Regions from separate parts of the Homo sapiens genome. Here region 2 is linked to region 1. A link is an interaction called in ENCODE POLR2A ChIA-PET data of the cell type or tissue named here. Cell type or tissue: PC-3. All regions are shown on one strand. Links, peaks and the distances in the headings refer to the core of each region. The heading gives the core; the rest is flanking DNA. Region 1 holds the start of LOC124904930. Region 2 overlaps NFATC2 (nuclear factor of activated T cells 2).

Region 1 (16,929 bases), core at 5,352-13,351:
GTACTTTACCCTCAGAACATGGAAGATGTATCTTTATCATCTTCTGGCATCCCAATAGACAACAAATCTGGTGTTAATATGATTTTCAATCTTTTATAATTGACCACTTTAAAAATTATTATTTCCAAAGGCCTGTAGTCCTTATTTGTAAAGTTTCAAAATTCTCTCTGATGTTTGCAAGTATGCATTGCAATTGGCACCAGATGGAACTATGTAAACTGAAGACTCAAGTCAAGATGTGCAATAAAATGTTGTCCTTCCTTTTACTGTTTCTTCCTCCTCCAATCTTTCTCTTCTCTTCTTTTGAAATGCTCATTTACAGAGGCTGGACCTCCTAGATTTATCCTCTTCTATCTCAACTTTTCTAATTTCTAGTTTTGTCTAGTCATCCTACATTCTAGGAGATTTCTTCAATTCTGTCTTCCATATTACTAACTTTATCATCAGCCATGTCTATTTCATTTTTCATTCACTGAAATTTTCAAATGTAATTATATTTTTCATTGTCAAGAACATTTCTTGTTCTCCAACTGCTCAGTTTTCACAATAATCTACTCTAGTTTTGTTGATGTGACAGTCTCTCAAATATTCCTCAAGACACAAACTAGAATGAAAACTTAAAAAAAATCTTTCCCTGGAAATATCTCATATCATTCCAGTATGAAGTATTCAGTTTATTTACTTTGATTCTTCCCTTTTTGTGACATTTGTTTTCTGCAGATGTCTTTCGATGCCCTGAATGTGGTTTCACATTTACAAATAAAGGACCAAGTTGGTTAGTTTCTGTAAGTGACATGGGCTTCCTGGACAACCCTATATGGTCTTGTTCCCCAGTGGGACTCTCCCTGAAATGGCAAGACACACCATGGGCTGTGTATACATGGACATGAACACTGCCCAGCAAGGTTCCCTACAGGACAGTGGTCCCCAACCCCTGGGCCATGGACTGGTACTGGTCTGTGGCCTGTTAGGAACCAGGCCGCACAGCAGGAGGTGAGTGGCAGGTGAGCAAGCATTACCACCTGAGCTCTGCCTCCTGTCAGATCAGCAGCTGCATTAGAGTCTCATAGGAGAGCAAACCCTATTGTGAACTGTGCATTTGAGGGATCTAGGCTGTGTGCTCCTTATGAGAATCTAATGCCTGATGATATGAGGTGGAACAGTTTCATCCTGAAACTATCCCTGTTCCACCCTGGTTCATTGACACGCTGTCTTCCATGAAACCAGTCCCTAGTGCCAAAAATACTGGGGACTGCTGCTATAGGGAACAAGGGCAGAGAGCATATAGGCAGGCCAGGGAGACACCAAATTGTCAAAGCAAATGGGATTAAACAAACAAGAGGTTACTTTTTCTTGGGTAGAAAGACGTCTAAGGGTAGACAATCACCAGTGGTAGAGTGGCTCAGAGATATCATTAAGCACTTGAGCTCTTCCTAGTTGCCCCCTGGTAGGGCTTGAAAGATGGCTGCTGCCCCTGTGGTCTCACTCCTGAGCTTCTGGTGGGGAGAGGAAGCAAATGGGGTGGGGTGAAGGCACACACCAGGAATTCAATGGCTAAACCCCCAGCAGACTTCTTATATCTCATGATGTCATAGGAGACTGGGAGATGGAGCTTTTTGGCCAAGCATTCTGTGACCTTGAACAAGCTAGGGTTTCTCTTAGAAAGGAAGAAGAAAGATAGATCTTGGGTAAGCCACCAACTATATGTGTGATGGGCATTTTTACCCTGGAATATCCATCCTTGGGAGGAGCTGCTTATTCTCCCCCATTAGCCCCATGTCTATGGTGGAGAACTTGGTTTTCTCTCTAGCAGCCCTGTGGCAGAGATTGCTATTTGTCCCCAACACAAATTCTCTCCCTCCCTTTCAGTAGCAGAACTCCCATTGCTTCTGGGCATGTGGCCACCTGGAATAGCCACATTTCCCAGCCTCCCTGGCCTCTGGGTGTGCTCATGTGACCAAGTTCTGGCCAATGTGGTGGTGGCAGAAGTGAAGGTCACTTGGGTGTGACTGTAGAGGGAAGGGAGTGTGCTATGCCTGTCACCTTTCCCTTGGCCAGGCTGCAGAGGTGGAGGACGTGCTCTGAACACCCTGCGGATGGTGGAGCATCAGAGTAGAGGGGGTAGGAACCTACGTGATGGACACCTCCTCAGGCCTACAGACTGTGTGGAGCAGAGCAGCCACCTCAGCCCAGTCTTGAAAGAGAGAGAGAGATTGAGAGAGATCGAGATTGAGATTGAATCTTGTTTTAGCCACTGTTATTTGGGCCTTTGTTGCATATATCTTAAAACAAAGAAGACCCAAACAGACACCCTAAGATGTCTTCTAAGGCCTTTTTTTTTTTGAGACAGAGTCTCACTCTGTCACCCAGGCTGGAGGGCAGTGGTGCAATCTCAGCTCATTGCAACCTCCACCTCCCGGGTTCAAGTGATTCTCCTGCCTCAGCCTCCCAAGTAGCTGGGATTACAGGCATGCACCATTACTTCTGGCTAATTTTTGTATGTTTAGTAGAGATGGGGTTTCACCATGTTGGCCAGGCTGGTCTTGAACTCCTGACCTCAAGTGATCTGCCCACCTTGGCCTCCCAAAGTGCTGGGATTACAGGCATGAGCCACTGCACCCATCCAGCCCATTTTTAAAAATCATTATTCCATCTTCCACAACACCAGTGGAAAACTGGTATAATGGCTCCCAAAGTTGTCCATATTCAGATCCCCAGAGCTTGTGAATATGGTTCTCTATATGACAAAAGGACAAAAGGACTTTGCAGATGTGGCTAAGTGATGGATTCTGAGAGGGGGAGATTATCCTGGATTATCTGGGTGGGTTCAATGGAATCACAAGGGTTCTTAGAAGAGGGAGACAGGAGTATCAGTGTCAGAGAAGGAGACAGGAGATGTGATCATGGAAGCAGAAGTGTGTGTGTGTGTGTGTAGGAGAGAGACAGAGAGATTAGTGTGTGTGTGGAAGAGACAGAGAGACAGAGGTGTGTGTGTGTCTGTGTGGAAGAGAGAGAGACAGAGAGACTAGTGTGTGTGTTTGTGTGTGTATGTGTGTGTGTGAAAGAGAGAGACAGAGAGAGACAGAGAGAGAGAGAGATTAGAAGATGATGCGCTGCTGGCTGGCTTGGTAGATGGAGGAAGGGGCTAGGATCCAAGAAACGTGGCCAGCCTCTGGAAGCTAGAAAAGCAGGAAACAGATTGTGCCCTGGAGCCTCCAGGAGGATCAGGCCTGCCACAACTTGACTCTAGGACTTCTGACCTCTACAGCTGTAAGATCCTGAACCAGCATTGTTTTAGGCCATTCATTTTGAGGTGATTCATTACAGCAGCAGTAGGAAGCTCAGACACTGGTTAAAGACGTGCTCATCAACAGAGCGTTCCATTCACGCTGGGGGCTTGACTGCTATGATCTCAGTCCTTACAGTCCTGCCAGGGCATTACTCCTATTATTTCCATTTTACAGATGAGAAAGTTGAGGCTCAGAGAGGTTACATAAATCATCCAAGGTCACACAGCGAGTAAGTGGCAGAGCCAGGAGATGTTCCTACATATTACTCTTCTGCAAAAAATGTACAGGGTTCAAGAGGAGACTGAGAGATGCAAGCCTGGCCCTCTGAGTCAACCCGGGAAGTGATGCCTTATTTTTTCTGACTTGTCAGGATATCCTTCTAACCCCCTAACTCTCCCTCTCTTGGTTAAAAATAGCCTTTGCTCTATTGCAGTTTGGCAGCTCAGTGACCCCTCATTTGTGGCTGCCCATAAGCACACCACAGACCTCCTTGCTTTGGGAAAACAGCTTTCCTGTGATGACAGAAGCCTGAGTCAGGGCTGCTGACGGCAGGGTGAGGGAGAGAGGGCGATTCCTGAGAGCGGCCAAGCTCAGGACACCTCTGGGGCGGGCATCGCAGCCAACTCTGCAAGGCGCCCCATCCCGTCTCATCACACGCCGGGGACCCTTTGGGCATCTGCTTTCTAGAGGCCACTTTAAAAGGAGTTGGAGCAAGTTCTGACCCCCACCCCACGAGCCAGGGAATCCCCTGCTCCCTTGCAAATTTGTTCTTTCTGCTTCTCTACCTGCAGTGATGCCTCTCCCAAGACCCCAGGCTGCTACTACCTGGCTGGCTGTCCAGGGGCAGGACCTGTCCTTCTCTCTTCTGGCCCCAGCCTCATCTATAACTTGGGTGAAGGGATTGGAATATCTCATGTCAGAGGTTCCTGTGACCACCTGCTGGTCCTGGGTGGAGCCTGTCTTGGTCTGCACTTAATGTCTTAAACACTTGTACCTCTGAAAGGACCTCTCGTGTAGGATGGTTTGAGGATTCAACCAGATAGTGCAGGGAAAGGGAAGGGCATAGTCTTGATAGAGTCAGCTCACCATAGATTACTGAGCCTTTTCATTATTATTTTTTATTTTTAAATTTTTGAGACAGAGTCTCACTCTCTCACCCAGGCTGGAGTGCAGTGGTGTAATCTCGGCTCACTGCAAGCTCTGCCTCCTGGGTTCAAGCGATTCTTGTGTCTCAGCCTCCCAAGTAGCTGGGATTACAGGTGCCCGCCACCATCCCCAGCTAATTTTTTGTATTTTAGTAGAGGTGGGGTTTTGCCATGTTGGCCAGGCTGGTCTCTAACTCCTGAGCTCAAGCAATCTGCCCGCCTCAGCCACCCAGAGTGTGGGGAGCCACTGCGCCCAGCCCCTTTTCATTATTATCACTGTTATAGAGTGATGCTCTCCTAACAAAACAGGTTTATTTCCTGCTCTCTCCTCCCGGGTCAGGTTTCTGAATCTAAGCAGAGATTGCAAACAAGTGGTTCCACAAGTCATGCCCAGCCCATGGATGTGTTTACAAGGTGTTATTCTGCACAATTATTTCACAACTTGAAGTAGTTGCCACAGGTATGTAGGGTACAGTTTCAGCTGCTGACCTGGAGACCCCAAATAACAGCAAAGAGATGTTTGTAGTTCTCCCCCAGAGCAGTTTCAGGATAAGCAGGTGGATATGTGGCTCTGTGGGCAGGGACCCAGGCTCCCTTCCTCTTGTTGCTCTTCTTCCTTCCAGAATGTTCCCTACCAGAAGGTCCACAGTGTGCCTCACCATCAGGTCAGCCAGGTCTGGATTCAACTGGCAGGAAGAGCGGAGGGGAGGGTGTGACCCTCCTTCTCAGGGCCCAGCCTGGCTGTTGCCCACATCTGCTCACAGCTTATTGGCCCAAGCTGATCACTTGGCCACATGTAGCTGCTGGAGATGTAGCTTATTCAGGGTGGCAGCAGCCCAGCTCAAACCCAAAGGTACCATTGCCAAGGAAGAAGGAGCTAATCAATCTGGGGGAGACAGAGTGGTCTCTGACACACTGACATTTAAAAAGCAGGAGATTTGAGGTGTGTGTTGAGACCCTGGTGCACACGGAGGATGCTAAGTGCTGAGTGCCTCTATGTGCCAGGCCCACATGGAGTTTCCTCGTTTAATCCTGGAATCGGCCATATGCAGGAAGTTCTGTATCATCCCCAGCCACACATGAGGAAACAGAGGTTTAGCAGAGTCCTGCGACATGCCCCAAACCACAGCTAGAAAGTGGAAGAGTTGGTTCTGCCCCAGGCCTGACTCCAAAGCCTGTCTTTTCATCTCTGCGCTCATTCTACATATTTGGCAGGTTGGGCTCCTGTATTTCCCAAGAAGCTGAATGTGAACTGCCATGGCCCTTTCCTCCGCATCTTCCTTTCTAGACACACTCCAGAAGTAAAATCATAGCAACAAACATTTCCTGAGTGTCACTGAGGTCCAGGCACTAACTATGCCGAGAAGTCAATGAATGCTATCACATGGTCATACTACTCTACCAAGCTCATTATTCCCATTTCACAGATGAAGAAACTGAGGTTCTTAGGGCCAAGTAATCAGCATGCAGTGTTACACAGCTGCTCCAAAGAGCATAGAGCCAGCTGAAATTCTCCTTTCAAATGTCAACTGCTATCAGTGGGTCTCAACTTGTTTAGTCACCCCATCACATGTCATCCATCTATTTATCCATCCACTCACCCATTCATCCACTCACCCACCAGTCCACCTGTCCACCCGTCCACCCATCCATCTACCCACCCATCCATCCACCTACCTATTCATCCATCCACCTACCCACCCACCCATCCATCCACCTACCTATTCATCCATCCACCTACCCACCCACCCATCCATCCACCATTCCACCTGTCCACCCATCTACCCATCTACCCATCCATCCACCCACCCATCCATCTGCCTACCTATTCATCCATCTACCTACCCATCCACCCATCAACCCATCCATCCATCCATCCACCCATTCATCCACCCATCAACCCATCCACCATCCACCCATCCATCTACTCATCAACCCATCCATCCATCCACCCATCCATTCATCCATCCATCCATCCATCCACCCATTCATCCACCCATCAACCCATCCACCATCCACCCATCCATCTACTCATCAACCCATCCATCCATCCACCCATCCATTCATCCATCCATCCACCCATCTACCCACCCACCCAGCCACTCATCACTCATTCACCCACCTGTCTATTCATCCACCCACCCACCTATTCATCCATCCATCCATCCATCCATCCACCCATTTATCCACCAGTTCATCCACCCATCTATCCACCCACCCATTATCTATCTATCTATCTGTCTATCTATCTATCTATCTATCTATCTATCTATCTATCATCTATCTATCCATCCATCCATCCATCCATTCAGTAAATATTTATGTGCCAGGTAACATTCTAGGAGCAGGGGAGACAACAGCATACAAGAGAGACAAAAATCCCTTATCTGCTGGAGCCGACTTTCTAGAGGGAGACACAAATAAATATAAGTTAGGTCATGATGGGTGCGAAGAAGGATAAAGCACTTTAGGGAAAGAGCAGGGGTTAGTGAAGTGGGGTCTCAGTGAGCAGACCCTGAACGAGAGAAAGGAAGGAGCCATGTGCACACCTAGGATAACTATTCTGGGCAGAGGTACCAGTAAGCACCAAGACCCAGGTGCGAATATGTCAGGTTTGCTTGAGGTTTGCTGAGGGAGGCAGAGAGCAGGAGGGGATGAGGTCAGGCAGGCCACAGAGCAGGATCCTGCTGGGCTTGTGACCATGTGGCATTTTTCTGGGTATTTCTCCAAGCCAGTGAGGAGCCATGGAGGGTTTTGACATCCCAACTGTCCCTTTAATATGCCACCCTCCCCTTGGAGCTCAGGCAGTGTCCCCATCACCCCACCTTTCACCCTTGCCCCTGCCGAGAAAAGCCAGGCAGCTGGATGGGGAGTTTTCCTCCCTGGCTGCTCAGGCTCTGGGAGGGATGCCACTGGCTGATGGGGGAACAAGAGCCTCACTCACTGTTGTGGACGGCCAGGGCAGCTGTGATTCTCTAATACAAGCCCAGTTGCAGGCCGGGCATGATGGCTCATGCCTGTAATCCCAGTACTTTGGGAGGCTGAGGCAGAAGGATCACTTTAGCTCAGGAGTTCAAGACCAGCCTGGGCAACATAGCAAGATCTCATCTGTATTTAAAAAAATAAAAAAAAATTAGCCAGGCATGGCGGCACATGCCTGTAGTCCCAGCTACTCAGGAGGCTGAGGCTGGAGGTTTGCTTGAGCTCGGGAGGTGGAGGTTGCAGTGAGCCATGATCACGCCACTACACACCAGCCTGCGTGACAGAGCAAGAGAGTGAGACCCTGTCTCAAAAAAAACCTCAAAACCAAAAAAAACCCCACAAAACCAAACCCAGTCGCAGGCTGTGTGCCCAAGGTGACTCAACCATGTTAGCAGAGGACTTACAGAGGTCTTCACTTGCAACCAGGAAGGTAAGTCAGAAGGGGATTCCATCCCTTGCCTGAAGGTCCCTGTCCCGCTTCCCACCCCTTCCCTTCTAAGGCTGAGACTAGGGATGCCCTCAGGACTAGGGGTGGGGAGGGGCCAGAGATAAGGCTCAACATCTCCTTTAATTCTCACAACAAACCTTGCAGAAAGTTCCAGTGTCATCCCCATTTTACAGGTGGGGAAACTGAGGCTTGAGGTTTAGCTGGTGAGGTATCATGCCCAACACCAGCTGTGGAGTAAGTGATGAAGGTGGGATTTGCAAGCAGGGATGGCAGCTACATGACCAAGGCTCTCACCAAGGCAACGGAAGTGGAATCACCCCCAATCACTCCCCACCATTGAACACCGGCTGGATCCAACACAGTGCTCACCCCTGCAAGCCATCTCACTTGATCCTTACTACAAGCCCATGAGGTAGGTGAGCTACCATCATTCCCACTTTACAGATGAGGAAACTGAGATCCTGAGAGGCTAAAGGAACTTGCTCAACATCACCCAGCTGGCTGGTGGCAGCCCCAGCACTTGCACCCCCATGGGGTCTCAGAGCTCATGATCTACTCCGGTGCAAGATTTGCTCTCTGTGGCTTTATATTTCACATGCATTTTACTTCCTACTTAAGTTTGGCTGAGGGAAGCACACGGTACATTTCCACTGATGGGAAAGGCTGGGATGGACCCTTAATTTCGAAGAGGGCTTCCTCAATCGGATGTCAGTGTCAGCTTCCTGATATGCAGCTCCCTGACATGCAGCTCCCCAGACAAGGCTGTGATGTGAACACAAAACAGCGAACCCTCCAGGACAGGGACCATGACCTTTTTATGGCTCCTAATCAGTAAACCAATAAATGACATTTAATATTGATCAAATGCCTACTCTGTGCTAGGAACTCTGCCAGACAGTGGGGATGCAGAGATGAATGAATTGAACCTAGCTTCTAACCCCATGGAGGGCCTACTGGGCAAAAAGACGACTGGGCACATGGAGACCATGCAGGCTATGAAGGGAACATGTAAGGTGAGACAGTGGCTCATCGAGATCGTTCCACCCAGGAAGCCCCTCTGGGGAGGGGACATTTGAAGATGAGACCTGAGTAACAAGAGGACACAGACCAGGCTTCTTTCTTTTTGCATCTCCAATGCTAAGCACATGTCTGGCCCCAGGTGGGTCACCATCAACATCACCACCTCCATCACAGCTCCCATGCTGGTTGCTAGTGTGCGCCTTCTAACTATTTGCTTGTTCAGAGTATTTATGTCCATTTTACAGAGAGAAAACTGAGGCTCTGGGAGGCACTATGTGTCACCCACGGTCACTGGCAGAGCTGGTGTTTAAACTCATATCCAAGTGGTGCCAAAGCCAAGCTCCTCCCCCAACACATCCTGCTCATTTGCTGAATGATCACACTAAAGACAGTAAATTCCACAAGCCCCACTCCATCTGTCACCAGAGGGTGACATCATCCTACTACGGGTCTAGGGAGGTGGCAAGGTTACCTCTCTCATTTCCTTCCTGATCACTGAGGGCTACCAGGCACCGGGCTGCCCTCCAGGGTGTGGTCCTCCCACCTTGTCCTCAGGCGTGGGCACTAGAAGGTGCTGGAAGGTTCTGTTAGCACCGGCCCTCACCCAGGCCCTGGAAAGGCCACCGGCTACCCCTTGCCCTAGCTCCCTACCCTGCACCTCCAGCTCCACAGCTGAGGAGTCTTTGGGGCTGTCCCTGCAGGGGGGTGGTGGATCACCCCAGGGCTACCTGGTACAGGGTGCCCCACGCCACAGCTCCCGAATGTTCCAACAGGAAAACCAGCCATGCGTTCCACCCCTGTGGCTCATAAATGTCACCCCTGGAGATTAGCTGAGCTCCATGCTCCTGAACTCGGCCTCTTTAAGGAGCATGAGGAAGGACTGAGTCACGGCCCCCAGCCCTTTCTAAATTGGACTCAAAATAAAAAAAATAAATGAGAGAAGGAAAGGGCATGATTGTTTTTGAGAGCAGAAAAATGAGCTTTCTTCGTGCTTGCACGCCTCCAGAGTGACCCAAGGGAGTGAGCTCAGAGCAGCTCCATGCAAACCCCCGTCAACTTCACCTTTAAGGTGAAGACGGGAGCCAAAGGAAATATTGTGATAGAGTCTAAGGTACTGCTGATGCCCGCCTGGCGACTTGATTCACTGAACTGAGTGCAAACAAATCTCACAGCTCCTTCCTCTCTGCAAATGTGGGTGTGGGAGGCAGGGCCTGGGCTCAGAGTCACCCCCGCTCCCGCCAAGCACAGCTCCGTGTCCCTGCTCATTGTGTCTCGTTTCTTTCTGTAGAGCACACAGGACTCGCTCCGGAACTTGCATGGCCCACTGCGAAAGGAAAATGCAGGGTCCCTGTTTGCAAAGCAGGACAAAAAGCGTCACTAAAGATACTAACGTAAACATTTTTCTTTTTGCTTTCTTCTGTGGGCCCTCTCTTGAGATGGTGTTTTTGTGCTTTTAAAAATTTGCTATTTATTATTGTTTGAAGCAAAAAAAAAAAAATTTAAATATTTTAAATTAAATTAAATATAAATGAATTTTTATATTATGCAATCCCAATTTCAAATAGAAGCCTATGAGCATGGAGCCCATCGGCAGCATCACTGAAACTTTAACATTCGTGTTTTGGAGCTTGCATATGGGTATATATGTTGTTCTTACCAGGGTAGTGGAAACGTTGCACAAAACTTTCTCAATTGTTTCTATTTCACTCCTTGAGACATGCACATTTATACCTACATTGCCTCTGGCTTACTGATGAATAAAGAAGGGTTGAAAGGAGAAGGAACCCTGGTCACCCTGTCTTTCCCCTTCTGGAAAAGTCATCGTGTGTAGCAATAAATGGTTGACCACTACAGGGAAGTCCCACATGTAAGAAAAGGTTCCTGGGCCATGCATGTTTTTTTCTGCCTTGACAGCAAGTGAATGGTTCTGAGAAAGAACATGGCTTTCAGAGCTGCCAGCGTCTCTTCCTACTCAGTCACACATGGGACGTTCACCTTGTATTTGCTCTAAGTCTCACTGAACTCACACAGAACTCTGAAATCGTGGGGCACAGTGAAAACAGTGTCCTGGGCTGGGCTTGATGGCTCATGCCTGTAATCCCAGCACTTTGGGAGGCTGAGGTGGGCGAATCACGAGGTCAAGAGATCGAGACCATCCTGCCCAACATGGCGAAGCCCTGTCTCTACTAAAAATACAAAAATTATCTGGGCGGGGTGGTGTGTGCCTGTAGTCCCAGCTACTTGAGAGGCTGAGGTAGGAGAATTGCTTGAAGCCGGGAGGCGGAGATTGCAGTGAGCCGAGATCAAGCCACTGCCCTCCAGCCTAGAGACAGAGCGAGACTCTGTCTCAAAAGAAAAATTAAAAACAAAAACAAAAACAAAAAAACGCACAAAAAAACAGTGTCCTGTGCCTGTGTTCTCTGCTCAGGCACACACTCCCTTGTCCTGTCAGACTCCACTCATAAAACCTAAGTTCAAAGATAAAATCATTAAGAATTTTAGGATAGCAAAAGCAGTGTATGAAACTAAGTTCAAAGTCCTTCTGAGCACGAGGCCCTGTGCAGTCGCACAAGTTGCACACGCGTAAATCTGATCCCGCTACAAACATGTTTATTTTTCTTACTCAAATAATGTATGTATATTATAGAAAAATTAGGACGCATAAAAGTGACAGTTACCACCGAGCCGTGACTACCATTAACATTGGCTCTCGGATGGGTGCAGTGGCTCATGCCTGTAATCCCAGCACTCTGGGAGGCCGAGGCAGGTAAATCACTTGAGCCCGGAAGTTCGAAACCAGCCTGGCCAATATGGCAAAACCCCATCTCTACAAAAAAATACAAAAAATTAGCCAGGCGTGGTGGTGGTGGGTGCCTGTAATCCCAGCTACTCAGGAGGCCGAGGCATGAGAATGGCTTGAACCAGGGAGGCAGAGGTTGTGGTGAGCCAAGATCCTGCCACTGCACTCCAGCCTAGACTACAGAGTGAGACTCTGTCTCAAAAAAAAAAAAAAAAAAAGTAAAGAAAAAAAGAAAAACATCGGCTGTGTAACTTTCGCGATGGTTCTTGAGGCCTCTGTCACAAGATCACTTCTCAAAATCCTTGATTGAATTCTCCAGTGGCTTCTTCAAACGCTCCTTACTGGGGGAACAGGCCCTGGTGATCCCCCTCCCATCCATGCCACCCTCCGTCCCCACCTCTTGTTCACCCCGCCCTAGGCACCAGGCTTTTCCTGATTCCATCTCTGGTTTTGTTTTGTTTTGTTTTGTTTTGTTTTTGAGACATAGTCTCATTCTGTCGCCCAGGCTGGAGTGCAGTGGCGTGATCTCAGCTCACTGCAAACTCCAGCTCCCAGGTTCAGGCAATTCTCCTGCCTCAGCCTCCCAAGTAGCTGGAATTATAGGGGTGCACCACCACACCCATGTAATTTTTGTATTTTTAGTAGAGATGGGGCTTCAACGTGTTGGCCAGGCTTGTCTCAAACTCCTGACCTCAGGTGATCCACCAGCCTCTCTCCCAAAGTGCTGGGATTATAGGTGGGAGCCACTGCATCTGGCTCCTGATTCCGTCTTTGTATCTGCAGTTCCCCATGCCTGGGATCGTCATCCACAAGCTCTTCCTGTAACTGCCTCTTCAGCTGCAGGCCCCAGCTCAAATGTCACCAACTCTAGGAGCCTTTTCTGACCTATCATTGCCTCCCTGTTATTCTTCTTCATCTGCGGGACCAATAACTCTCCCCAGGGCTGTGCCTGCTGCCCGTGGGCTTCAGACTGAGTTTCTGAAGCAATTATTGATGGGGGATTGGGCTATCATGAATGGCTTATAATGGAGTGGGCAAACTCCTGCCTGCTGGCCAAATGTGGCCCATGGCCTGGTTTTGTAAGTTTTATTGGAATCATTTTTGTATATAACCAATGGCTGCTTGTCTGCCTCAACAGCAGATGATTCATTGTGAGAGATACTGCATGGCCTGCAAAGCCTAAAATATTTACTATCTGGCCTTTTATATAAGAAGCGTGCTGGCTGGGTGCGGTGGCTCATGCCTGTAATCTGAGCACTTTGGGAGGCCGAGGTGGGTGGATTGCTTGAGCTCAGGAGTTGGAGACCAGCCTGGGCAACAGGGAAAAACCCCATCTATACCAAAAATACAAAAAATTAGCCCAGCGTGGTGGCTCATGCCTGTGGTCCTCAGGAGGCTGAGGTGGAAGGATCACTTGAACTCAGGAGGCAGAAGTTGCAGTGAGCTGAGATTGCATCACTCCAGCCTGGACGACAAAGTGAGACACCCATCTCAAAAAGAAAAAAAAAAAGTGTGCTGACTCGTTGCTTAGACTAGCTAGAGCCTACCCTCAGAGCAAAGGATGGGGTCAGCTTCTCTTGAGTCTCATGGCTGCCTCAGAAAGGGGCAGAAATCCAAAGAAAACTGAGTGTCCTGAGGAAGGAGGAAGAGGGAGTGAATGCTGACCAGTCAACCAACAGTCACAGTAAACACAAGTGTACAATCAACATAAAGCCAGCTCCACTTTAAGGCAGTGCTATGACTTACTTAGCAAATCCCATAAGATTTAACATCTAGATTGCTTCTAAATGTTTGCCATTGTAAATACAGTTGGCCCTTCGTATCCACAGGTTCTACAACCACAGATTCAACCAACCAATATTTGGTTGGTTTCAACTAACATTTGAAAATAGAAAAAAAAAACAGAAATAAAAAATAATACAAATAAAAAACAATACAGTATAACTATGTACATAGCATTTACATTATATTAGGTATTATAAGTAATCTAGAGATGATTTAAACTATTCAGGAGGATGTGCATAGGTTATATGTAAATTTTATATCAGGAAATTGAGCATCTTCAGATTTGGTATCCATGGGAGTCCTGGAACCAATCTGCCTCGGATACCAAGAGATGACGGCACTCCTGTAATATACATCTTATGCACGCATCTCTGGAACTGGCCATTTCCTTAGGCCCCACCCAATTTTTTTTTTCTTTTTTTACTTGGGGGCCTGAGCTATTCCTCCACAGCACTGATCTCCCATCATTTTCCAGGGTGGGTAGGGAGATGAAGTCTTGCCTTATTTTTCAAGATGAGTGCTAGGGTGCCTGTTGAGATGCTATGGGGGGACAGGCTGCAAGGAAGCCTGACATTCATGGAAGGGCCCTTGTGTTGGCTGTGGCAGCTTCATCTCACACTTGAAAGGCTAGCTTTATTGCTGCACTTTTGCACCAAGGAAATGGAGGCTCAGAGATATCCAGTCATTTGCCCTAGGTCACATAGCCAGCCAGTGGCAGAGCAGGGCATAGAATCCAACGTGCACTTCCCCACACTGTCATTCATCCTGGGCTGTGGGGGAGGGACACTGTTGCATTGCTGGATTGTCTGGGAGCTTGTGGGATAATTTTAGAGGGTTAAAAACATTCCGAACACAAAACTCCTCACGTACATGCTGGATGGTGCCGTGAGCTTCTTCACCAGGAGTTAGTTTCAACCTGCACTTGGAAAGAAAACTTTGTGCCTTTCCCGGGGAGAAGGAATCCGCTTCTCAAATCAAACTCATTCCTGCTAAGATACAAAGGACAGGTCAGAGCTGTTCTCCTAAAGGCTGCCCCAGAAAGGCAGCAGAGGGAAGGAACTAGGGAGAGCCCAAAGGCACTGGGGTGGGACAGAGACAGCCAGGTCCCAAAGACGCACGATCCCCTCTCCCCAGCGCAGTCTACAGGCCTCTGATGAGTTCTTTCTCCATCTATCCCCTGCTGGCCGGAGACTCTTTAATGAGTGGCCCTGGCAAAGCCACTTCAACTGCTGCCTCAGTTTCTCCTCCTTACAAATCCACTTTAAAAATTTGGTGGTACTCCCCACAGGATCTACAGGGCTGTGTTGGGGACCCAGCCTTGCCTACGGAGCTTGCCAAATGAAAGTCATCCAGGCTGCCTTCAGAGTTTAGTCTACATCCGGGTATCAGCTTTACTATGACTTATTTCTTTTCACTTACATAAACGTCCTTTAAAGGAAACTTAAAAATCATTACCATCAGTAATAAATTAATCCACCTGCCTCAGCCTCCCAGAGTGCTGGGATTACAGGCATGAGTCACCGCGCTACTTGGGGAGGCTGAGGCAGGAGAATTGCTTGAACCTAGGAAGCGGAGTTTACAGTGAGCTGAGATCACGCCACTGCACTCCAGCCTGGGTGACAGAGCTAGACTCCATCTAAAAATAAATAAATAAAAATAATAAATTAGCACCATTTTTCAAATAAAGAAGGCACCCATAAAAACATGTAACTATTATACTAAATGCTTTTCTCATGTACCCTTGCTGTCCGGTGTGGTCATGTGTCTAATTCTGGCATCTCCCTGTGCCTTGAAGGGCCACTCCCCATTTCCTGACTATAGCTTGCAGTGGGCAGGGACATGCCTTTCTTCTAGGCTGCTTTATCAGGATGAGGCTGGTTTTTTGTTCACCAACTGTTTTTTGTGTCTATATCTCACCAGGTTCAAAGCTTGAAGGATAGCGCGTTTCAAATTGCAACCACAAATACCATCGTCTTCCACCATGACTAGCCACCACCCCATGAAGGCAGCAGTCCTTACTCAGCCTAATTTTTTTTTTTTTTGGTAGAGACAGAGTCTTGCCAAGGCTGGAACGCAGTGCTGGGATATCGGCTCACTGCAACCTCCATCTCCCAGGTTCAAGCAATTCTCCTCCCTCAGCCTCCCAAGTAGCTGGGACTACAGGCGCCCACCACTATGCCCAGCTAATTTTCAGTATTTTAGTAGAGACAACAGGGCTTTGTCATGTTGCCCAGGGTGGTCTTGAACTCCTGAGCTCAGGCAGTCTGCCCACTTCGGCCTCCCAAAGTGCTGGGATAACAGGCGTGAGCCACTGTGCCTGGCCCCCACTCAGCCTAATATTAACAACATCAAAACAATTGATATTTATTTCTTGATTACTCCCTAATCCCTGGCTGATCACTTCCCATGCATGGTTTAGTTTAATCCTGAGAGGTAGTCATTAGTAACTCCATGCTGCAGATGAAGAAAATCAGGCACAGAGAGGTTAAGTAAGTTGCCCAAGTTCACACAGTTAGCAAGATTCAACTCAAGATTATCTGAGACCAACACTCTTCACAATGATGCTATTTTGCCTTCCCAAAATAGCAACAGCAACTATTTATGGGAAAGGACACAAATTTGGGGAGGTGAGATGATAGGTACCCGCTTCTCCAAGATGCAAAACTATCAAGGGGCAGCTCTCATCAGCTCATGAACCTTCCAACATGCTGACCTCTGAATCCAACTGTTATCCTCACCCCCAGGGCCATGGCTTACTCATGAGGCCATAGAAGAATGGCCACATTTGTCCATTCCTGATCCTGGCAGAGGCTTCTGTCTTTGGGAGAAGTGGTCAGGCTAAGGAGAGAGCTTCGTATTCTCCAACTTGGCAGGGACCTTTGGGATGGTCTGCTAGTCCCCATTCTCTCATTACATCTCAAATTCCATCACTGACTGGGTTCTGGGCCCTAAGGCTGTTTATCTAATTTGGGTGTCAGCCAATGACCACCCAGGAGCCAAATCTGGTCCACTGCAGGTTTTTGTACCACCCATGAACTAAAAATGGTTTTTACATTTTTAAGTAGTTGAAAAAAATAAAAAGAAGAGTAATATTTTATGACAGAAGCACATTATATGAATTCTTGACTGCCTCTGCTAATAGAATGTGGCAGAAGTGCCAGAATGATGTCTGAGGCTGCACAGCTTCTGCAGGTTTCTTTTGGGACACATGTCTTTGAATCCCTGAGCTGTGATGTCACAAACCCAGCCATCCTTAAACCACCATGCTGCACAGATCATGAAGAGGAATCACCCAGAGATGAAAAGAAATGCCTAAGGAGCTCTGGCTGTTTGAGCTCAGAGCCAGCAGCATCATCAACACCTGCCTCAGCATCTGTATCAGCACCAATACCTGCTTCAGCACCTGCATCAGCATCAACACCCGCTTCAACATCTGCATCAACATCTGCACCAGCATCA
Region 2 (8,000 bases), core at 1-8,000, 54 kb before region 1:
CCTGTGCTTCTCCTTCTCCTTCTCCTGTGCTCCTTGTTGTTCTGTTGTGCTTGGCACCAGCTTGTTTTGGACACAGAAGTACTCCTTTTGCAGGGAGACCCATGAGATTGCACCCCCTTTGCATGCCAAACGTCTAGCCCAGCTGGCATGCACCCCTGTTCTGAGGGCTGCGTTCCAACTCCCTGCTCCTCCCGAAGATAGCATCCCCGTGGACCCAGCTGGCAGAGAGTATGAGGTGGCCGGGGACGCCCAGGAATCGGGCATGTGAGCCGGCCAGGGTTTCCCTCTCTAAACAGCAGCAGTGTTTGCATCCTGGCCTGGCCAGGGTGCTCCCGACCAGGCCAGCGGGGCCTCCCTCCTGCTGTGGTTACAGGCTGTTTCTGGGGGTGGAAAACAGAAACCAGCTCTGTGTTTTCCAGGCTGCCAGGGTTCTGAGAAATTCATGCCTCAGCCCAGGAACTGGAACTCCCTGCTCCTGCCCACCCCCTGGCCCGTGTGGAGAAGGGGGCAGCAGCTCTCAGCATGCTAGTTTCCTGTTCTGTTCCTATTAGGGAGAAGGTTCTGAGGATGGCCTTGTGACTCAGAATGCAGACGGCTTGGCTGCATCTAAGAGGGCCACCCCTTTTGGTCGCAGACCCCTTCCCCAGTCCAATCACCCCCAGCTGTGTGATGCCAGAGTGTGCCAGTCATGGGGGCTCACACCAAAACAGGCTCTGGCCAGGCCTATCCTGGAAAGAATTCCCTAAATTCAAACTCCAGATCTTATAGCCCTTGGTTTCTTATTATCAGAGTTCTTAGCTGTTCAGGGTCCCCTCTGTAAGGCTGGAAGGGGAGCTGAAGGGAAAGCAGTTAAGTAAATTCCTGCTGGGTGGGTGTGATAATGGGGTTAGGGCTCCCTCCTATGGGGGCCTTGAATTTCAAAGAGGGGCTCGCTCACCCTAATGGGGCTCTTAATAGTGATGTTTTCTCACTGAGGTTGGGACCTCTGCTTTGGAAAGTTTGGCATCCTGGCCCAAATTTCTTGCACTTTGGTCAGTTCTACTCAACACATCTGCAGAGTGCCTACTGTGTGCCAGGCAGAAAACAAGTCAAAGAGCATTGCTTCAGGCCAGGCGCGGTGGCTCACACCTGGAATTTCGGTACTTTGGGAGGCCAAGGCAGGTGGATCACTTGAGGTCAGGAGTGCAAGACCAGGCTGGCCAACATGTTGAAACCTTGTCTCTACTAAAAATACAAAAACTAGCTGTGCGTGGTGGCACACGCCTGTAATCCCAGCTACTCAGGAGGCTGGGGCAGGAGAATCGCATGAACCTGGGAGGCAGAGGTTGCAGTGAGCTGAGACTGTGCTACTGCACACGAGCCTGGGAGAAAGAGCAAGACTCTGTCTCAAAAAAAAAAAAAAAAAAAAAAAAAAAAAGACAATTGCATTGCTTCAGGACCTTGCACTATGGTTTGTAGTGTGGCCAGGTGTAGTTATACTGTGTGTGTGTGTATGGGTGTGTGTATGTGTGTGTGCATGGATAAAGAACACTGGGGCTAGTATGGGCAGGAGAAATAATTAGGTTTAATCAGGTCCTCCTTGAACTTCAGTGGTTAACTCAGGGTCACTTTAGGCCTGAAAAAAAGCTTCTGTCTTTACTATTAAATGAAATGTTATCAGCAAGGCAGGAATCCAGGGTAGGCCCTGGAACCAGAACTTCTGGATGCAAATCATTGCTCGGCCACGTGCTACCTGCGTAACTCTGATCGAGGCCCTTTGCCTCACTGAGCCTTGATTTACTGAACTGCAAAATGGGAGTAATCATTATAACACTTACCTCATGGGTCACTGTGAACATTGGGTGGGTTAGTACATGTAGATTGCTTAGAACAAGGCCTGGCACAGAGTAAATACCCAGTAGATACCAAATACCACCACTGCCACCACTATCATTATCACCATCACCACTGTCATCTATCAACACCTGCTTCCAGCCAGGTAAATTGGTAGGTGCTGGGTGAATGGAGTGAGGTTCCTGCTCTGTGGTTCATACAGTCTAGTAAGGAAGAAAAAAATGCCAGAAAGAAATAGATTTCAGCTGGTGACACATGCCATGAAGAAAAGAAACAGGGTGCTGGGGGAGAGACTTTAGACAGGGTCATCAAGGAAGGCCTCTCTGAGAGGTGACACTCTCCTGCCCTAAGTGTGTTAGAATGCTCTCTAGATGTGCCAGGATGTGCAAAAATACCAGCTCTTGTATGGTGGGTGCAAAGGAGATCTGTCTCCTTTTGTCTTCCTTCTCTCCAAATAATCCCTTCCCCACTGCCTTCCTTCCCTCTCTTCCTCCCTCCTTCATTACCTTCTTTCTTCTCTCTCCCTCCCTTTCTCTCCCTCTTTCTCTCCCTCTCTTCCTTTCCTTTAAATAATAAATTGCTTTTATTAAATGCATATAAATATGTTTAAAATATATGTGAGTACACAAACATACTGTGTACTTACCCCTCCCCCTAAGCTTAAAGAACAATAGGATAGTCATTTCCTCTGAGCTCTTCTGCGTAGAAAATGTTTTCTGGCAAATCTTTCAGTTACATTTTTCTAAAAGATGACTTTAAAAAAACAGTTTTCCCCTGATATTGTTATCACACCTAAAAATGAAGAATTCTTTAATATTATCAAACTCAGTGTTCAAATTCTCAATTGTCTCATAAATGTCCTAATATTTCGCTTTTTTTTTTTTTTTTTTTGAGACAGAGTCTCGCTCTGTCGCCCAGGCTGGAGTGCAGTGGCATGATCTCGGCTCACTGCCAGCTCCGCCTCCCGAGTTCACGCCATTCTCCTGCCTCAGCCTGCCAGGTAGGTGGGACTACAGGCGCCCGCCACCACGCCTGGCTAATTTTTTGTATTTTTAGTAGAGACGGGGTTTCACCGTGTTAGCCAGGATGGTCTCCATCTCCTGACCTCGTGATCCGCCCACCTCAGCTTCCCAAAGTGCTGGGATTACAGGCGTGAGCCACTGTGCCCGGCCATATTTCTTTTTGTTAAAGTTTGTTTGACTCTGGACTCAAGGAGGGACCAGATATTGTGCTTGTTTGAAATGTCTTTTCAGTTTCTTTTGTCTGCTCATACCCCACATTCATCTGTTCTCTTTGCCATCTTTGTACTGAAGAAACCAGTTCGTCCTGTAGAATTTTCTGTAGTCTGGGTTTTGCAGGTTGCAGTCGCATACTGTCGTCTGACACGTGGCTCTGTCCTCGGTATTTCCTGTAAGTTGTCAGTCAGATCTGGAGGCTTGATCCAATTCAGCTTCGATGCTTTTGGCAAGACTGTCCCATCGGTGTGGCGTGTTCCTCCGTCAGGAGGCAGGTGGGTCTGGTGGGCTCATCTCTGAGGTTCACAGCCATGATGCTCAGTGATTCTGGATACAATTTCAAACACATCCTCTTCATTCACACCTTAGCATAATTGCTACCCTGAATTTTGTGTTTGCCACTTCCTTTTCATTTTCTTTGTAGATTTCACTCATTGTCTTTGCTTTAGCTGTAATTCTTTCCTTTTCTCTGCTGCATAATATTCCATTGTAAAGCCTATTTTTCCATTCTGCTGATGGTGGGCATTTGATTGTTTCCAGATTTTTCCTCTTTCTGGTTACAGGCAGTGCTGTCTGGAATGTTCTTTCGCTGTCTCCTGGTGCTTGCACACAGAGGACTTTCTGTAGGGTTATACTGACAAGCAGAGTTGCATGGTCACAGGGTGTACACACACTTCCAACTTTAGTAGACGATACCAAATTGTCTTCTGAAGCAGTTATACCAGTTTACACTCCCATCAGCAACACATATGTAATTCATTGCTCTACAACCTCACAAAGTTTGATACTGTCAGACAGTTAAATTTTTTCACTTAGCTGGTACATGTAAAATGATGTCTTTCGGTGAACAGAAAATTTTCATGTAGTTAAATTTCTTTTCTGAAAGGTGTGAGTTTTCTGGGTGTAGTTTAGGATGATGTGTTGTCAGGTCACTCAGGAGCTTGTTAGAAATGCAAATTCCCACCTCCACCCCAGTCCTGCTGAATTAGAAACTCTGCCAGCGAGACCCACAGTCTGTGCTTTTACAAGCTTTCCAACTGATTCAGAGGTTCCCACCAGTTTAAAGCAGTGGGTCAGAAAATCTTTCTCTACCTTGATGTCACAAAGAGATTCTCCTATAGTGTCTTCCAAACTTCTTGCAGTCTTACCTTGTACCCTTGGGTCTGTAATCCACCTGGAGTTGATTTTTATGTCCAGTATGAGGGAAGGTTCTAATTTCACTGTTTTTTTGTATGGATAACTAGTTATCACCAACCATCTATTCAGAAGATGTAATCTGTTGGTGTTGTAAATATCTTTCCCATGTAAGTGTGGGCCTCTTTCTGGGCTCTGGCTTTTTTTTTTTTTTTTTTTAAAAAGAGTCTTGCTCAGTCCCCCAGGCTGGAGTGCAGTGGCGCGATCTCGGCTCACTGCAACCTACGCCTCCTGGGTTCATGGGATTCTCCTGCCTTAGCCTCCCGAGTAGCTGGGATTACAGGCACACACTACCACACCCGGCTAATTTTTGTATTTTTAGTAGAGATGGGGTTTCCCTATGTTGGCCAGGCTGGTCTCGAACTCCTGACCTCAAGTGATCTGCCCGCCTCAGCCTCCCAAAGTACTGGGATTACAGGCGTGAGCCACCACACCTGGCCAGTATTGAATTTTTATGGTGTTTTTTCAAAGGCTGCTAAAAGTTATCTTTCATACTAGAAATAAAGAGCCACTTCTCACGAGGCTCACTGTCCTTCCCAGCCACCGACCCTGCCACATGGGTGGGAAATGCTTGAGAAACTGGCTTTGGCCTTGTGGTCCACCTCTCCCTCCCCTGGACACTCAGTGGCCTGAGCGGATGGATGCCCAGGGTTGGGCCACAGAGGACTTTGGTTGGAAGGCTGGCCCTCCTGTCTCTAAACAGCTCAGGTTTCCTGAGGATCTGCTGCTCTTAAAACCTGCTTCCTGCTACAGTCTTTTCATGGGCAATTTCTAGCCATGTCCCAGTTGGCATATGAAATAAGCTCAGGATGGAGATATTCACAAACGAAGAAACAATTTCTCCTTCTTTAAGTTGGACCGAGTGGAAAGTGAAGGCTTAGGGTTCCAGACTCCACGGTTCTCGTCCTGACCCCGTCTGCTCAGCAGTTGAATAAGCCTTCCAAATGCCAGGCACGCGGCTGGGTGCCCTAGGGGCTGTGGGCCTCTGCAACTTTGGGATCAGGATTTCACTAGTTAGCAGGGGAGATGGGGTGCCAGGCAGGAGTGCAGCATGAGCAAGAGCTCAGAGGCACTGTCTCCTCCTTTGTGACCATGAAGCGTGATTCCCAGTTTCCTTGGAATCTGCTCTACAGAGCTGAGGACTACAGCACCCGATGTCCACAAGATGAAGTCAGCACTGGGTTGCCAATACCCGGAAGCCATAGTCGGTTCATTTATTTGTCCATTCTTTCGCTAAATCATTCATTCATCCAACAGCCGTTTATTGCTCACTGCTGGGGCTAACACAGTGAAGAGGCTCAAAGTCCCGGCCCTCCTACAGCTTGCAGTTTGAAAATATAAATGATAAAACTGGGGGTGCCAAGTGTTCTGTTGGAAGAGAAAAGCAGGCTGGGGGACAGGGCATGATGGGGTGGCACGGAGGCCTGCTTGCCGTTCCAGTAAGGGGAGCACCTCAGGGGAGGTGGCATTTGAGAAGAGGTCTTATCAAGAGAGCCCTCCAAACGTCTAAGGCAAGAGCAGCAGTCCAAGTAGAGAGAACAGCAGGTGTCTAAGGCAAGAGCAGGAGTCCAGGTAGAGCGAACAGCAGGTGCAAAGGCCCTGGGGCGTGAGCAGGCTTGACGTGAATAGCGTATACTAAGGAAGACTGTGGACTAGGGGAGAGTGAGGGAGAGAAGCAGATCATCTTCAGTCTTAAAGGCCAAGTGGGATCCCTGGGTCCTGACAGTGGGTGGGTGCTGGCAGGCAGCTAGGGAGAGTCAATCAAGATGGAATTCCGACGAGGCGGCCAGCAAGTGGTCATAACACCCAGGCTTCTGCTGTGGAAGCCACTGACTCCTGTCACCCTTGGAGGTGACCTGAATTTCCCTTTCAGACAGGCGCCGCTATGGAGCTAAGATGTCACACCCTCTCTAGAGAGGATGGCTTACGTGGGCTGCAGATGCCCCCAGGCCCCAAGCCAGAGTCAGACTGATACCACAGGAAGGCCTGGGCTCTGTGAGGTCTAGAAACCCCGGTTGCTGGTGGGTTTGTGGGAATTGAGCCTACGTTTTCCCCTTCTGCTGGAGAACATTGCCAATGGAAGCAAGCCGGGGCGCCTCCAGTCATTCCTCTGCGCAGCCCAGGCCTTGGCTTTAACTCTTGTAATACACCAGCACCATTTCACCTTTTAGATGTGTACCGGGCTTGGCATAGTGGTCCCGAGGGGGCCAAGCCGCTCTTTGCTTCTTAAATCTCAGTATCTGCTCCCCGCCACAGGTTACCCAAAGCTAACAACGATGCCAACACTGTCACCCCCATTTTTCTTTGTGTACCATGTGGGTGATTTCTACTGCCCAACCCTGATAAAAGCTAGGGTCTCCCAAGGACCAGTGTTTGTGCTGAGCTGCATTCAGAGAAGCGTATTCTTGTTGCCAGGTGGTAAGTGAAAACGAATTTCTATCTACAAGTAGCCTGAGCCACACTGCTCTGCCACATAATAGCTGCAGAGCCTGGGTTTGTTACTCTTTCGGAGACTTGGTTTCTTCAGCTGTGTAATGGGGGCAGTCAATACCTACTTCATGGGATGACCGTGAGGATTAACAACATATATATGTAGGCTGGGTGTGGTGGCTCACACCTGTCATCCCAGCACTTTGGGAGGCCAAGGCCAGCGGATCACCTGAGGTCAGGAGTTTGAGACCAGCCTGGCCAACATGGTGAAATCCTGTCTCTACTAAAAATGCAAAGTTTAGCCGGGCATGGTGGCGGACACCTGTAATCCCAACTACTCAGGAGGCTGAGGCAGGAGAATCGCTTGAACCTGGGAGGCGGAGGTTGCTGTGCTCTGGGAGACAGTTGAAAGCCAGACCTGATCGGAAAAATTCTGGGCAAGTCCTATCAATTAGGAGGTGGTAGTTATTCTTTCGCCCAATCATTCCTCCTTGAGATTTTTACTGAGCACCTACTATGTGCTGGGCTCTGTCCTAGGTGCTGGGGATACAGCAGTAGATGAGAGAGATGAGGTCTGTGCCTTAATGAGGGTATTACCAACCAGTGAGAGGTTGGTGTTAAAATGTCACGGGTTTCAAGATACGGGGTTCTGTGATCTGATTCATGCTACTCCCTCCCAAAACACCAGGGCCACAGGAGCCATGCACAGCTGAAAGGCAGTGCCTATGAAAGCTTGCCTATCTGATGCCAAGCTTCTACGAACATGGCACATGCAAACAGACCTGCTGGTGAGGCACGGTGAGATGACACGTGTGAGGTCATGGCGCCTGCACACCCACAGTTCCCTGGGAACTCGAGGTGAATGTGTTTGCCTGCCTCACATCTTCCTGAGTGGTGTCTCCAGTCCCGAAGAGCAGCCTCTGGTACTGCTCTGTTGGCCTCGCGTTGCATGTGGATCTGGGGTTTGAAAGGCATCATTGAAGTCTAGTGGTGGAGGGTGGGTTGGGGGAGGACTAGGAGGATGTCTTACGGTCCCTGGAAGCTAATTTGGGGGGCATGTCCTGTCTGGTGTTGCTTGGCTGGCGTCTGATGCATTTCTCTTCCAGGAGCTCAACTCGAAGCAGGTGGCTCCTCTTGCCATCTTGGGGCTTGGTGCCTTCCTGGCCACAAACTGATCTGCCAGTGACATGCTCTCCTCCCAGTGAGCCCCTTTTACTAGAAACCAGAGTCTCAGAATCACCATGTCTACTCATCCCAAGAGCTGGGGACAGTTTGGCACGTGGTGTGGCATCTTTCTCGTAAGCCCCA

Evidence for each region. ChIA-PET counts read pairs that join two places held together with the same protein. Peaks named below come from ENCODE experiments on the same cell type or tissue, not always from the same donor. Only the 100,000 strongest peaks of a DNase experiment are listed, where the experiment ranks them.
Region 2: POLR2A ChIA-PET joins it to region 1 with 5 read pairs; 2 of 35 experiments call an interaction of 5 or more read pairs at or near these places.

Annotation. Positions count from the first base shown.
Region 1 is chr20:51,347,471-51,364,399 of GRCh38, reverse strand. It overlaps LOC124904930, which reads left to right and starts at 10,174. Exons shown (of 2, transcript XM_047440631.1): 1 at 10,174-10,276; 2 at 15,391-16,929. The coding sequence starts at 16,779. In PC-3, for the core only: a CTCF peak has its summit at 9,407 (motif pointing right); DNase peaks (open chromatin) are centred at 9,289, 9,749, 12,849, 13,269 and 1 weaker place; H3K4me3 peaks cover 1,001 bases; H3K27ac peaks cover 5,366 bases.
Region 2 is chr20:51,404,934-51,412,933 of GRCh38, reverse strand. The region is part of intron 9 of NFATC2 (nuclear factor of activated T cells 2); the gene reads left to right. Among named protein-coding and RNA genes, the nearest start is that of MIR3194, 44 kb to the left of the region's middle. RefSeq lists an enhancer at 7,888-8,000. In PC-3, for the core only: no CTCF peak of the experiment used is centred there; no DNase peak of the experiment used is centred there.